2 separate regions of the Mus musculus genome follow, and region 2 is linked to region 1. The links are chromatin loops, found by intact Hi-C in ENCODE. Cell type or tissue: left cerebral cortex. All regions are shown on one strand.

Region 1 (8,000 bases):
AGCAGAGAAGTTAACAGGTCTCTGTGGACATGACCGACATGCAGAGGGGCAAAGCTGGGTGCATGGAAAGGCCAGGCTGGAAGACAGGAATGGTTTCCATTTTTCCAAAGGGCCCTCAATGTAAGGGATACGAGCACTAAGAAACCCGCAATGAACACTTGAGACCCTTCCACTGGCAGCCTGAACACCTCCCAGAACACGACTGGAGCCTTGCAAGGTGCTCCCTTGCAGTACTTTGTGCACACTCCTGCCTGCAGCCCAACTGCCTAATCCTCTCAATGGTCTTCTGCATTTATATGTTTCTTTTAATTTGTAAAGGAGGGTGAGGAAGAACAGGGTCTCAATCCACTGCTAAGCACGACCTTGAATTCCTAATCTTCCTGAGCACCGGGATTACAGGCACATACTCCATTCATGCAAAACTGAGATAGAACTCGGGACTTAGTAGATAGATGCAAGGCAAGCGAGTACTCTACCAACTGGGCTACAGTGTCAGCCCTGTTATCTTTTTGAAAGCTAAAAGACCTCACAAAGAATCCTCTCAGTAATGTGAGGCCAGGAGACACATATAAGAATCAACTGCATCACCAAACTCACTGCTCAAAGTTCAGATGGATTCTGTTTCTTTACTAGTAAGAAAGGAAAAGATCTGGGCTGGAAGCCCGGTGTGGTGGCGCACGCCTTTAATCCCAGCACTCGGAAGGTAGAGGCAGGTGGATTTCTGAGTTCGAGGCCAGCCTGGTCTACAAAGTGAGTTCCAGGACAGCCAGAGCTATACAGAGAAACCCTGTCTCCAAAAAAAAAAAAGATTTGGGCTGGAGAGATGGCTCAGTGTTTAAGAGCAGTGGGTGTTCTTTCAAAGGACTTGGGCTTGTTCCCAGCACTCACATGGTAGTTCACTAACACCTGTAATTCTAGTTTCAAGAGTTCCTGCCCTCTGAGGGCACTATATGACACTGACATTCATTCTTTCATTCATAGATACATGCAGACATACATACACCACATGCAGACAAAACACTCATATGCATGAAATAAAAATAAAATGTAAAAAGAAAGATTTTATACACAGGTTCACAATGTCACCTGTCTTGAGCACTGGGTCATTAAATAAAATAATGAGGTGGTGGGTGAATGGATAGATAAAAGACATGCAGGCAGGTAGACAAGACACACAAGACAGTGTGTGCAACACAGAGCCAGATGTTGGCAAATGCTGGTTTCTTCTGCTGGCTTATACAGGAAGACAACTACAGAAAGCTTCATAAAAGATAACATATAATTTCATATCAGGCAAGTGGAAAATTGTCTATAGAAAGAGAGAGAGAGAGAACGAACGAGAACGAACAAGCTGTAGGAGTCTAAGCCAGAGCATTCAGGGGAAATTTTGAATTTTGCTTGGATCCAAGAAATGCCAGCACCTATTCTGATTCACACAGATCCTGCTGGACCCATCAGAAGGAAGGAGCCAAACCAGGCAACATCACACCTTTCCCTACTCAATAGTCCAAAATCAGGGTTTTGCCTTCAACCTTGACCTTGGGAGCAACCATCTCTGGGAGTTGAAGATATGGGGTAGTGGCTCACAGGATGTTGCCAGTCTTTGTCTCTGCTTGCTGTGGGGGCAAAAAAAAAAAAAAAAAAAAAAAAAAAAAAAAAAACCAGTGTGCATTTGGAAGATTATATAGGGCTTGATTTTGCTGATCTTTTGAGCGAGACACTGAGACAGAAAACAGGCTCATCTTTGGGACTTCACAGTTCACTAGTGAGTTCAGCAAACCACAATACAAGGCCTGTTTCCCTGGGGATCATCTCTCCCAGGGAAAGATCCAAGATGTCAGGCCTCATCTTTAGAACTTGTGGGGGTGGGTGAAGTGGTTCTCTGAAGGAACACTATGGAGGCTGGACGTATGTGGCTGTGCATTGGATCCACACACACTCCACATGGCACTTATTTTAAGGCACCACCAGCTATTTTTACCCTCCCCAGAAACACTGGAAAGGGAATCCACACAGGAAAACAAAGGCTGCAAGCCTCTTGAGCTACTCCACTTCACACTTCCACTGAATCACCATGGTACACACACTGTCTGCTCCTTTGTCTCAGGGACAAATCTCACAAACAAGTCACAGGGGATCGAATCTAAGAAAAGTCAGAGTCAAAAAAAGCTTTTAGGTGACAACACCACTTCTCCCCAGCAGCCATGATACTCCACCAGCAGTGCTGGGTGCCCAGTGTGTGACTAACAGGATGCTACAGGACCGAGTGCCTATGCTTATGCTTTAGAAGGCCCAGAGACGCCATCTCGACTGTCTACAGTTACATGCAGGATACTCGTAAGGGGAAGATGCTAGAGTACCAGGTGGTCAGACCGCGACCAGGAGGAGACAGCAAACATGACGCTACCGGACCAAGTGCCTGTGTGTCCATCTCAACTCTGCCTACAGATACACAGGATAGCCTTATGGGAGAGATGCTAGAGTACCACGTGGACAGACCTTGACCAGGAGGAGACAGGAAGCTGGAAGGAGGGGTCTTAGAGGAGTACATTAGTTTTATGTCATATAAACCAAAACTGACCCACTTTCCCACAGGAGACATATAAAGCTTGGTCCAGGACTAATCTACCCAAGGAAAGGAAAGGGAAGAAGGGCATGTAGTGTGACATCTGTGTATGATTTATGCTGTTCTGGAATCTTCTAGCTGGCCCAGGAGGTATGCCTGAGGGCACCTCACAGCCAGCCCTATTAGACCCTGGGCCTTGCAATGCTGGCCTCTTACTGGATTCCAGCAGAGGCAAACAGCCCTGGTATGTATCATTTTATTTGTACTAAAAACATCCTTCCTGGAGCCAATCCAACACGCTGAGCACACTGTTCTCAACTAAGGCCTTACCAGTATCTGGGAATGTGTTAGGGCTCAGCAGCTCACTATAGCGAACATTTTATCCTCTGCTGGTTTTTTTTTGTTGTTGTTGTTTAAAAAAAGAAAAAGAAAAAGGAAAAGGAAAAGAAAAAAAAGCTTGCTGATGTCCCAAGGGTGGAACTGCCCCCTCTGGTGGAGCAGCTAGCTCAGGGGCACTCTGAGGCAGAGGTTCTCACCTCTATCTCATTCAATAGCCACTCCGCCCCTCCCCCAACAGCCCATGGGCAACAGGTGTGGTGATAAGAACATTCCAGAGCCCAAAGAGCCCTGTGCATCTCAAAAGTACTCACTTCCTCTCCAGAAGTTTAAGAAATTAGGTGTTGTTACCCTACTCAAAATTGTAGGACGTGGTCAGATTTATCGTCTAGAGGTGGTGGGGGCGAGGACCCTGAACCTCAGAGGTCCAGTTGTGTCTAGAGTTAACAGGACCCATACTCTCACAGATTTCAGTTCACTTATTTGGAATGTGAAGATGAAGGGCCTCACACAATTGCAGAGGCAAAAGCGAGTAAGCCTGCAGCAGGGCTCAGAGGCAAGCTAGTACACAGGGGTCAGCTAAAGCAGGGGTTCTCCATCCTGAGTCCTAGACGCCTAGGAGGGGTGGGTCCTCTCAGAGGAGGCCATCTTTGTCTTTTACTGACACACAATGCAAAAATAGCGCTGTTAGGAGACTGTGGGGAAGATTTGCTTTAAAAAAAATATATAGCGGGGCAGGAGTTTGTGACACAGGCCAGGAACCTTAGCTTCCATAAATAATGCTTTCACAAAGAAACAAACCTGCCCATCTATGGGCTGAGGAGCTGGATCTGTGGGTGAGGCGCTAGCCTTGTAAGCAGGAGGACCACGCTTTGATTCCCAGAAGAGCCAGGTGTGGTTGGTGGCATGTCCTTGAAATCTCAGGAAAATGTGTGGATTCCTGGGTCAACCAGCCAACCAGCCTAGCCTGCTCGGTAAGTTCCAGGCCAATGAGAAAGACCTTATCTCAAAGGGGAAGGGGTGTGCCTAGGGGTGGGGCTTCAGAACTAAACCTGAAAGGGTGTCCTCTTGGCTCAACAAGTACTCAGGAATGAACATGAATGAACAAACCAAACACACACACACACACACACACACACACACACACACACACACACACACACCCTCTCTCCCTCCCAAATAAAACCTGTGAAATGGGGAAAGTGCCATTATTTTTGCGAAACTGTTAGGAAGACTCTGGGAACAGACACAACTCTTCATACAGTCGAGTTTCTAGTGAAGCCCACCAGAGCACTTAGTTCTGGTGCCTACGAATGGCGAGCCTCGGGAAAGGGCACACTGTTGGGCCTCTGGGAGGCTGGCTGAGTTCAGATTACTTTCTTTGGACCAGGCCCCTGCAAAGTCACTCCCAGCCAGGACACTCAGACCCTTTGGAAGGGTCCTGGAGAGCAGTGCTCAGTCTTGACCAGCTGCCCTGACACACCTTAGCTGCCACGGCCCCACTACCCTGCAGAGCATCCATTAGCCCCAGCAAGAAAGACCCACAAGCTACCTCAGCCACACGGTCAGCCTCTACAGAAAGCTTGCTGGAAGGCTAAAGTTATTCTGGGCACTCTTTGAAGAAATCTGGATTGGGTTTATCTGCAAGCTACATCTGTAAACACGCCATAAGGCCCATCCCATCCCAAAGAGGAGTGGGTATTTGTCCACTGCCTCTGCCTTTACCAGGGGAAGAAAACAATGGAGCATGCTAGGCCACCTATGAGGAGGCCACCTTAACATAGCAATCCATATGACATTCCTTCCACAGAATTTCCTAGTTCTTCTCAATAAGCACAAAGACAAATTCCTCATCCTTTGGCTTCCGTTGAGTAGAAAAAAATTAATTGCCACATAAAACTGCTGATTCCTACCAAGTGAAATAATACGATTTATCAACTCACAGGGCGAGCAAACTCAATAGGGGTTTAGCTACATCACCTGAAATAAATGTGGTGTTTTCTGTGGATGACAGTTTTAGGAGGAATGTAAAGTTTTGTGAATTCATTCAGATGGGACAAACTTCTAATGTAAACATAGACAGGAGGTGGTGAGAGCTTCTGGGCGTGCAAGCCTCTTAGAGCATTCTCTGACAAAGAAACCCTAGGGTGGGGGACTCATTCCCAACAGCCACTTCCCAGGCTGCAGCATCGCCCTGCCCAGGGATGCTAAGGTGACCCAATTCTCAGCCCCTAACTGTATAGCTCATGGTTTCCTCTGTGTAAAATCCAGTTTCTTCAAATGCACAGAGAGTGAACCTCAGTCAACAGCTTGTCTTGTTTTCTGCGAAGGGTTATGAATTTGTAAATAAACCACACAGTTCAGGACATTTAAGCATGGAGCACCTGAGGAAAGAGGACCAAATGACAAGAAGGGGCAGGTGGCGTCATGCGCTCCAAGGACAGAGTGTCATCTTTATTGGACCATTTCTGACTACCTAATCTCTGCCCCATTGTTAAGGTGTCAGTGGGCCATTTCTGCAGGGCACTCTTCTCACGTGAACAAGGCCAAACACGAGGACCCATTCCATTCTCTCTTTCCAGTTATGGTGAAAGACTAGGAGTTAGACTCCTGGTAGGCAACAGATAGGGAGAAGGTCCACTATGTCCAAGGTAATAAAGGTGATGAATCTCCAAGGCCAGCTTCTTCCTCAACTTCCTGACTTCAGACCAAAGCTTGGCAACTTTAGTCTCCCACCAGCTGATGGACTGATTCAGCAAGTCCGAGGCTGGATCCGTGGGTGTCATACGTAGTTTCGGACCACCCTGTTTATCTTCAGACTGGGCAACCCTAAATGTGGCGAAGAAAACTGCTAGGCGTCACAAAGGGTCTTTTTGTCTGTGTCAGCTGCATGAGTGTTTCCTTGTCCCCCAGTAAACGTCTTTCTTCAACTGTTGGTTCTGTCTACAGTGTTTGAGATTGCTCTGCTGCTAACCACGAACCCAAATCAGACTGTATCATTTGGAACAGAACAGTCCTCAATTTCCCAACTTAGCAATGCAAGCCTCTGTCCTCCAGAAGAAAGTAAAGGGTTCCAACTGAAGGTAGGCCAGCTCAGCTGTTAAGTCCGACAGTGAGAGGATAGCATGACGGGTGCCATGCGTGCCTTAGACCCTGACCATGAGCTCAGACCCGTGTGAGGACTGTGCTCTTTAAAAAATTTAAGAAGAATAAAAAAATAAAAAAAGTATTAATTTGAAAAGTAGGAAGCAGGCATCCACGCAAGACACAGTCTACAAGTTGAGGTCAGAGGAAAACCCGGGAGTTTCTCCATCCTTCATACGGGTTCTGGGGACTGAGCTCAAGATCTTCACACTCGGTGGCAAGCACCTTTACCTAGTCACCCTCTTGTTAATTAAAAATTTTACTACGTTTATTTACGGGGTGAATGTGCATATGCCCACATGGAGGGCACAGGCTACCTTGCCAAAGGACTTCCTACCACGTGCCATGTGGGCTCTAGGAAGCCAACTCCCATCACCTTTATCCACAGAGCTGTCTCACCAGTCCCCGGGGATCCTGTGAGCCTGGTAAGTAAGTGGGAACAGCTCACCTTGGGTTTCCCCGTGGTCACAGCTACTAACTAACTAACGCATGTTGATCTTTCCCATCTCTAGCTACTCCAATTTGTCCCTTTGTCAACCTCGGCTCCCTCTGAAGGTGGGAGGTAGGGATCCTGCCGAGGGCCGTAGGAAGCAGGATGAAGAATGAGCCCTTTCTGGTTTAGCTGCTCACCTCAAAGACAGTTTTGTTCTTTTCTTCTTTCTTGGTGAAGTTTTATGTCTTAACATTTCAGTTTCGCAAGGTTCTCCACCCCACTGGTTTTACTACTTAATGAGCAGAGACTATTCTGGAATGACTATCTTAAGTGCAGCTGCAGCTAACCTACCACTGCTCTGCAGAGAACAAGACATGCCCAGGAGAACTGCAGTCTGGTGATGAAACGCCTGCTTCTAGGAAACACACTCTGCTCTCCCCACGGCCCGACAGCTGCTTCAGAGAAGCTAGAATCCAAGGGAAGCTGTGAGGTCCACCCTTGCAGCAAGGGCCTGTTTAATTACACTTAGAACTCAGTGTGCTGTCTATGATTTATTATGTGATGTCTATGATTTGTGCGTATTCCTGGATATGTGATAGTATTAAATGTTGCAAAGACTCCAGGGAAAAGTCAACATTGGGATGCCCCCACCTGGCTGCTCAGTCCCTTCCTCTCAAAGGAGGAGAACTTTTGGCTAAATGGGGTAGGTTCCCAGGGGATTTGTTCCCATGGATTTTGCATAGGGAAGTAAATGGGAGCTCCAGACAAAGTGAAGAGTAGAGACTGAGCCATCTGTCTCTTATGCTATACATAAAGGACCAAACTACTGGAGAAGAAAGGCATCCATCATCCCAAGGCTTTAGATAGAAAGCTGCCAGTCCTCACTTCAGCTTCCATGAGTATGGTGGAAGCAAAGGCCACAGCGGCCACTCCTCTACTGAGCCACATCTACATTCACACTCCCAACTTCACAGAAAGAGGAGCCACATCCATCGGGCATCGGGACCAACAGAAGTTCAGGATTTGATATTCCAAAAGGCATGAAGTGATACCATCATGCATACGGAGCCGTGAGGGATGGACAGCACAGACCAAGACTGGCAAGATGGCTGGGCAGTGCTGGCGACATCTAGGCAGCAGCATCTTTGCAGTGAAAAGATTGAGGAGGAAGACAACAGCTGAACATCTGACAGATGATACTGTGCTCTGGTCACGTGATGCTGGGTGCATCACCTGAACCATCACATTTGGGAATCCTGAGCTGTAACAAGAACTACTTCATCGAGATTTCTAACTGTGGCTCAAGAAAGGGACTAGCACAGCACTTGGCATCTCTTAATAAATGCCTTGAGGTGAACAGGAGAAGCCGTGGCAGGCTGGCTTCCTCCTCCCTATCTGTTCCCACAAGTCTTCCCTGGTGACTGTGGAAAGGACTGATCAATGGCAATGCCACTAAGTTCCCAAAGCTCAGGCTGACTTCAATGCGAGGCAAGGAGAGCTCCTTTCAATGACATCACCACC
Region 2 (8,000 bases), 200 kb after region 1:
CTGCTATGCTTTCAAAGAGACAATTTTCTCCCTCCTCTCAGATGACTTTAGCACTAGCCAAGACACAATATATATGATAGATATGACTACTGATTAGAGAAGATGTCACAACCAACTTTATATTCTTTCTTTCTTTCTTTCCTCCCTCCTTCCCTTTCCCCTCCCTTCTCTCTTCCTTCCTCTCTTTCCTTTATTTCTTCCCTCCCTCCCTCCCCTCCCTTTCTCCCTCCCTCTTCCCTCCCTCCCTTCTTTCCTTCTTTTTTTTTTTTTTTGAGCTGAGGACTGAACCCAGGCCCCTGCACTTTTTAGGCAAGTGCTCTACCACTTAGCTAAATCTTGTCCCTATTTTTTATTTTTCTTGAACTATGGTCTTATGTATCCCAGGCTGGCCCAGAAATCTATGTAGTTGAGGATGATTGTAAACTCCTGGTCTTCCTGCCTCCATTTTCTGAGTGCTGGGATTATAGGTATGCACCACCATGCCCTGCTTCAGAGGTGCTGAGGATGGAATTTATGGCTTTGTGTATGCCAGGCACGCACTTCAGACTGAACAGCATGCCCAGGCAGTGAACTAACTTCTTTTGCTTTATCTTTACGTCAGTGTATGAAATAAGATTTATTCACATCAACTGTAGTGCTGGTCAAAATTCTGAAAGACAGAATTGGAGCATAACTTTGGCACATTTCTGTAAATTAAAAAAGGTTTATTTAATTATGTGTGTGAGCATTTTGCCTGCATGCATGTACGTGCATCATATGTGAGGCTGGTGCCCATGGAGGTCAGAAGAGGGCACTGGAACTGGAGTTATAGACTGTTGTGAGATGCTATGTTGGTGCTGGGAATCGAACCCGGGTCCTCTGCAAGAGCAGTGCTCTTCACTGCTGAGCCACCTCTCCAGCCCACTTTTTGTTTGTTTGTTTTTAAAACTGAGTACACTGCAGGAGGCAGCTAGCTGGGCAGAATAAATCGCCATTTGCTGTTGACAGTGTTGTAATGTTTCTCTCTTTCAGGATTGTAATTTTTTGGAATTCAGAATTTAGGGTTTAAAGGTTACATCTAATGTGTGTGTAAGTGTGCATGTCACAGTGCACATGTGGAGGTTAGAGAGCTACTTGTAGCTGTTAGCTCTCTCCTTTTACCACGTTGGTTTCTGGGGAATCAAACTCAGGTCATCAGACTTGATGGCAAGCACCTTTACTCACTGAGCCTTATTGGTGGCCCCAACTGTAGGTTTTTAAACCTCTTATATTTTGATCTTTCAGACACCAACATCCAGGACTATATTTTTGGGGTCTGAGACTTGATATATATATATATGAATGAATGTCTATGTATACACACTCGTGTGAACACACACACCACTTGCCATTTTAATCATTTTTAAGATCCACTTTTTTTTTTTTCAAGACAGACAGGGTTTCTCTGTATAGCCCTGGCTGTCCTGGAACTCACTTTGTAGACCAGGCTGGCCTTGAACTCAGAAATCCACCTGCCTCTCCCACCCGAGTGCTGGGATTAAAGGCGTGCGCCACCACTCCTGACTTTAAGATGCCCTTTTAAGATGCTGATTACTTTTGCAATATCATACACCATTGGCTATGGCCACACTATCATGGGACCACACTAACCGCTGTAGTCCATTTTCATCATCCTGAGAAGTACCTTTGTACCCCTTTAAGGAAAAGCTTACCATTTTCTTTCCCTTAGCTCTGATAATATGTATCTATCTATATATCTATCTGTTTACCTGTGTATGCATGTATATATGTATGTATCTGTCTATTTATGTATATATATATATATGTTTGTATGTACTGTCTGTCTATCTATCTATCTATCTATCTATCTATCTATCTATCTGTCATCAGTAGGGTTTTGTTATGTAGCATAGGCTGGCCTTGAATTTGTCATCCTTCTGCCTTAGCTTTCCAAAGGCTTTACACACTGTGATGTTTATATATGCTTGGCTCAGGGAGCAGCACTACTAGGAGGTGTGGCCTTGTTGGTACTTGTGTCACTGTGAGCTGCCTAGAAGTGAGTCTTCCACTAGCAGCCTTCAGATGAAGATGTAGAACTCTCAACTCTGCCTGCACCATGCCTGCCTGGATGCCGCCCTGCTCCCACCTTGATAATAATGGACTGGATCTCTGAACCTGTAAGCCAGCCCCAATTAAAAGTTGTCCTTTATAAGACTTGCCTTGGTCATGGTGTCTGTTCACAGCAGTAAAACCCTAACTAAAACACCCCCCCCACACACACACCTTCTCCTTCTCCTCCTCCTCTTTTGTAAGATTTGCATATTCTAGGAACCTTACAGGAATAAAATTATACAATATGTGTTCATTGTGATCCATTGTGACTGGCTTATCTCACTTAGCACACTGTCTTCAAGTTTCATCTATGTAGGAGCATGTGTCAGAGCTTCATCCCTCTTATTGGCTGATTTATGTGCCACCCTATGAGTAGAACACATATTATAAATCCATCCATTTGTTTATCACCCCTTTGTGAGCCCAAGTGTACCCAGGTGAGCCTTTTCTGCATTTGGTTTTCATGATCAATGTCCTCATGAGTGACCTCTGCAGTCCCTGTGTCAACTTAGGGTTCTCTATTTGCTTCACAGAGGCCTTCTGTTGTGACAGGTCCCTGACAGCTAGGGCAATGCATAGCGAGCACAGGTAGAAAACCAGGAATGGCCCCATCTCTCAGACCTGTTCCAACAGTGTGCCCAGACAAGCCCACCCTGGATCTTGCCCGTGCTGCCTTCCAGAGTGACCCGTGACTAAGACCTTCCTCGTTTCTTTCCACTTGTGAACCTAGACCTTAAGGGAGCTGGAGGCAGACCATGGCTAGTGACCCATTTATTTTCTTCTCTTGGGGTCTGCTCCTCACAGTGAAGTTCTTACACGCTACGGAGCTCCAGGACTCTATAACCAGTGTCCATTTCAGTCCTTCCTTGATTCATTTATAGAAAGGAAGTTGTTGGTAAAATAGTGAAATTACCCCACTGAGAGGGTTTATTCTAGCCTTACTGGTTAGTATTGCCCAGGTCGATGTGAAAAAACCAAACAAAACAAAGCAAACAAACAAAAAAGCCCAATGAATTACTGTCTTAGTAGTTTTGCTTGGGTTGTTAGTAAGATTGACCATTTTTTCTTATGTCAATCTGCCTCTGCACTTTGTGTGTTTGTGTTTTGTATCGGTGTGTGCCTGTGTGTGCACATGTGGAGGCTAGAGGCCAATGTCTGGGTTTCCTTCAGTTGTCTTCCCCCTTAGTTTTTGAGACAGCATCCCTCACTGAACCTGAATCTCACTTTTGGTTAGACTGGTTGACCAGTAAGCTCCAGGAATCCACTTGTCTCCTCAGAGCTGGGTGACAGATGTGGCCATGGTGCTAGGCTTTCGTGTGGGGCTAGGGAATCCAGGCTCAGACATGTACAACAATCACTTGTCTGACTGAGTCAACTCTCCCAGGGCCTCAGCACCAATGATTTGAACTTTTTAGTCATGAAAAGCAATGGGTAGTGGCTGTGGTTATGCCTCAATTGGAAAAGTGTCTGCCTAAGCAAGCACGGAGCCCTGGGTTCGATTCCCACTGTATAAACTGGGTGTCAGGTACACCCCTGTAGTTCCAGCATTCAGGAAGTAGAGGAGAACAGTAAGTTCCAGGCCATCTGAGGTTACATGGTGACCTTGTGAACACCCTCGAAGCCAAGGGAATTAGGAAAGGGCCTTTTATAGGAGTAACACTCCATCCTGCCCCGTGAGCTGTAGCCCTGTAGTGGGCACACTTCTAGAGGAGATACAGATTGCAAACTGAGCATTCTACACTTGACCCCAAAGGCTGTTCTCACTAGTGAGGGGCTCGTCATTGAAAAGTCAAAATCGAGTGCTTTGGGTTTTCTTTTGACTCCCTCTGTCCAAGATCACATGGAAGCCACAGCCCCATCCTGCTGGTGGCCCCTGCCTTGCCAAGAGCACTAACTGCAGCATTAGACTTTGTACTTATGGAATTGTCATGCTAAAATTGCCCAGATGCCAAGTTACTGCTTTGGTCAGAAGAGGTATAACTGTCCATGCGTGGCTTACGGTGGGAGGTGGGTGGAGATCATTGCCTGCACATGGACAATTGTCTTCTAAATCAACTCACCGGAATGACCACATGCAAAAGAACTAAAGGACGTGCACTGACATTCTAGCATAATGTTGCTTATTGGCATATTAGTTTAAAATAATTTATTTTTCAGTGAGCCCAGTGCCTGTGCATGGTAGACACATGCTTTACCACTGAGTTATGTTCTCGGGTGTTTTTTGTTTTTTGTTTTTTGTTTTTGACAGGGTCTCTCATTTCAGGGCAATTCTCTTGCCTCAGCCTCTCTTGTACTGGGAGTGCAAGTATGAGTCACCATGTCTGGTAGCTCAACATATATTTTTTTCAAGGCAGATATCTTCGCTATGTAGACCTGGGTGTCCTGGAACTAGTTCTGTAGACCAGGCTGGTCTCGAACTCAGAGATCCACCTGCTTCTGCCTCCAGAGTGCTGGAATCAAATGCATGCGCCACCACCCCTGGCTCTGGCATCTTTTATTAATCACTGTTAATGTGGCATACTATTTTCTCAGGGATGTGGGTCGGCTGTGTTCCGCCCACTCGAAGGAAGAGGAAACACTTGCTATAATTAAGTTTCCCAGGAGTTTGTAACAGGATTTAAAAAAATGCTTATAGTGTGTTGGCAAGTAAGAAACCAAACAGATTCCCATTGCTGCTGCCGCCGCCGCATCACTGTTACAACCACAGAAAAGAGGTCCATTCTCGGCAGGGCGCACCCAAAGGCATTTATTTCCAGAAAATGGAATACTAGGCAGGCACCTTACTTTCATTCTTTCTACTCTCTCAATTTTGTTCATTGAAGAGACGCCTGATATCATGATGGATATCATTTATTAGAGCAAAGGCTCGTGCATTAGCCAACATATGGAACCAACTTAGCTGTCCGTGTGCACACGAATGGATGAATGGAATGCAGTCTACACACACAATAGAAACCCATGAAGCTGGGAGAACTGGAAGCCTGGCTCTCTTGGGGACATGGAAGGAACAGAGGCTGTTATATTAAGTGACACAAAGAAGAATATTCTCTCATGGTAGAGCTTTTAAAAGCTGATTTCAATGGAGATAATACAACATCACTTACCAGATCCTGGGAGGGCTATGGGGGAGGGAGGGTCGCAAAGAGGATGGTTAATGGGTGCAGGGTGAAGCTGGATAGGAGGGATTGCTTTTCTCAAGATTTATTTAGTTTTTTTCCCCTCCCCACTTCTCTCTGTGTGTACACATAGATGCACATACAGGTGCCTTTCCACAAAGGCCAGAAGGCAGTGTCTGATTCCCCAGGAGCTGGAGTTAGACAGGATTGTGAGCTGTCTGATGTGGGTGCTAAGAACCAAATTCCAATTCTCTGCAGAAGCAACAAGTGCTCCTAACTGCTGCTCCATCTCTCCAGCTCCTAACTACTGAGCCATCCCTCCAGCTCCTAACCACTGAGCCATCCCTCCAGCTCCTAGCCACTGAGCCATCTCTCCAGCTCACTTCCCCCCCCCCCCCACCCCCGGGAGAATATCTTACTGAACCTGGAACTCACCAAATTGTCAAGAATATAACCATATAATCCACCTGTCCTACCTCTCCACCTCACTTCTGGGATCACAGGCACACATCACCACGCCACGCGTTTTAAGTGGGCACTGGAGATCTTGTACACATGCTTGCCTGACAAGCATTTCAGTGTCAGGACGAATGAACCATTTGCCCAGCCTGCAACATTGTTCTTTGAAGCGATGTTTATTTTTATTTATGTTGTTTACATGCATGCGCCTTTATGTCTACGTACACCATACATGTACAGGTGCCACAGAGGCCAGGAGACAGTGTTGGATTCCTGGAACTGGAGTTGCAGGCTGCTGTGAGCTGTCTGATGGCGCTGAAAACCAAAGCCTCCGGAAGAGCAGAAAGAGCTCCAATCGACTGAGCCAGTGACTCAGCCTGGTCCCCACTGCGGTTCTGAATGAGGCAACAGGTTCTCTAGCATGCGATTCTGGCACTTTCTAAAAATGACCCCCACCCCCAGCCAGCAGTTCAGCAGCAGATTGGGTGGTGGGAACTGGGCAACTTGAAGGTGTCTGCACGGCATGAAAAAGAGCCGATCTCCCTCGGCAACCTGCTCCCATGTTTGTTTTAAAACCAGCGCAGGTTAGTGCGCCAGCTGCACAGGCTCTCACTCTGCCACAGGAGTGTGAATTAGCACAGCTTTTCCTGAGGACAATCTGGCGACTCACAAGAAGAGCCTCGTGCTTCTGCACAGCCGTTTAATGGAGCTGTTTTACCACAGGGATTTCTTCTGAGGAAGTGACCCCGTGTGTCTAAAAATAGAGCCAAAAAGTCCATCACAGCAGAGCTTTAACAATGCGTATCAGAAATAATGCAAAAGATGATGAAATAAATCATGGTGTGTTCCTGTAATGGGACTCTGTATTTCTGAGGAATAGTAAGTAAAGAAATTATTATGCTGTCAAGAGGAAAAAGCTGATATAAAGGGATATATATATATATATATATATATATATATATATATCAGTGTGATCTATTTTGTATTCAAAATATGTACTTGATAATTAAAAATAATGGGAAATTACATGTAAAATTGTTAACTCTTTCTACTGTTTCTGGATACTAGAATAGGAGTGATTTCTTTTTTGTGTGTTGTTCAGTCTTTTTATTTATCCAACAGGTAGGTCTTAGCTGTCTTGCTCCAGTAATGGATAGAGACCAGTGAGACATATTAGGCCAGCCTGGGCTGCTCAGGGCAGGGAACTGTCCCTGGGCACACCAGGTATTCTTTACAAACCCCAGACAGTGGCCTATACCTTGGGGAAAGAAGTAACACAATAGGTTGGCCGTGCCCTAGGAAGGCGCTGAAGTGGCTCACTGCTCTAATGGGATCGGGGAAAGGAGGAAGTCCTTGTTCTGGCCTTCTTGGGTGTGGTGTGACTGGGGGACTTTTACTCACATTTTCAGTGAGTTATCTACTCACCCACCCATCCTTTAACCTATTTATTCATCCCCCCATCTTCTTATTCAAATACCCACCAATTTATTTATTTACTTACTCACTCTCCCATAAACAACCTCTCCATCTATCTATTATCACCTGAATGTCCATCTATTGAAACCCTTGTCTATCTCTCCAGCCATGCTCTTATCCTTCATTCCTTCAACCACTTACACATCCATCCTTGTACCAAACCACTCATTTATTTGCTTATGTAATTGTTCATTCATTCATTCACTTACCCATTCATTCATCATCGACCCTCTCAGGTACACACACACACACACACACACACACACACACACACACACACATACTTCATTTCCCACTCATCTGAATATCTGCCCATCTGTACACCCATCCATCGTTTATCTATCTACTGTCCAATCCATTTAGATATATCCACTTACCAGTCTATCTACCCATCTATCCATCCATCTGTCTGTCTGTCCATCTATCCCTCTGTCTGTCCGTCCATCCATCCATCCATCTGTTTGTTTCTTTATTTATTCTCCAAACATTGACTGAGGATCTACAAGTTCCATACCTTGGGAGGTTGGACATCTATATTGGGTGGTGCCAAAATAAAAGAACACATTTTAAACTCTCACTTGAACAAAGAAGTATTAGTGGCAGTTGTGGTGTGGTCTGAAAAATAGTGACAACCTGGGGTTCCCCCATCTGGACTTTAATAGAGAAATGAACTAAAGTTCAGTGTTTGTGGGGAAATAGAAGCAAAGTTCTTTTCTTTTTTTCCCTCTCCTTTTCCCTTCTCTTCTTTTTTCTTTCTTTTAAAAAATCTTTTAAACAAGGCCTCATGTAGCTCAGCGTGGCCTTGAATTTGACAGGTAGCGGGGGATGATCTTGGTCTCTTGATTCTCCTGTCTTCAT

The links. Peaks named below come from ENCODE experiments on the same cell type or tissue, not always from the same donor. Only the 100,000 strongest peaks of a DNase experiment are listed, where the experiment ranks them.
Region 2: it touches region 1 in a loop (7-fold over the local background); 3 of 42 quality-filtered maps call a loop at or near these places.

The regions. Positions count from the first base shown.
Region 1 is chr7:133,038,090-133,046,089 of GRCm38, forward strand. It overlaps a transcript of Ctbp2 not described here. Among named protein-coding and RNA genes, the nearest start is that of Ctbp2, 27 kb to the left of the region's middle. In left cerebral cortex, a CTCF peak has its summit at 3,060; DNase peaks (open chromatin) are centred at 1,462, 1,983 and 2,758; H3K27ac peaks cover 577 bases.
Region 2 is chr7:133,238,569-133,246,568 of GRCm38, forward strand. No RefSeq gene overlaps it. Among named protein-coding and RNA genes, the nearest start is that of Gm35567, 27 kb to the left of the region's middle. In left cerebral cortex, no CTCF peak of the experiment used is centred here; DNase peaks (open chromatin) are centred at 4,591, 4,699 and 6,190.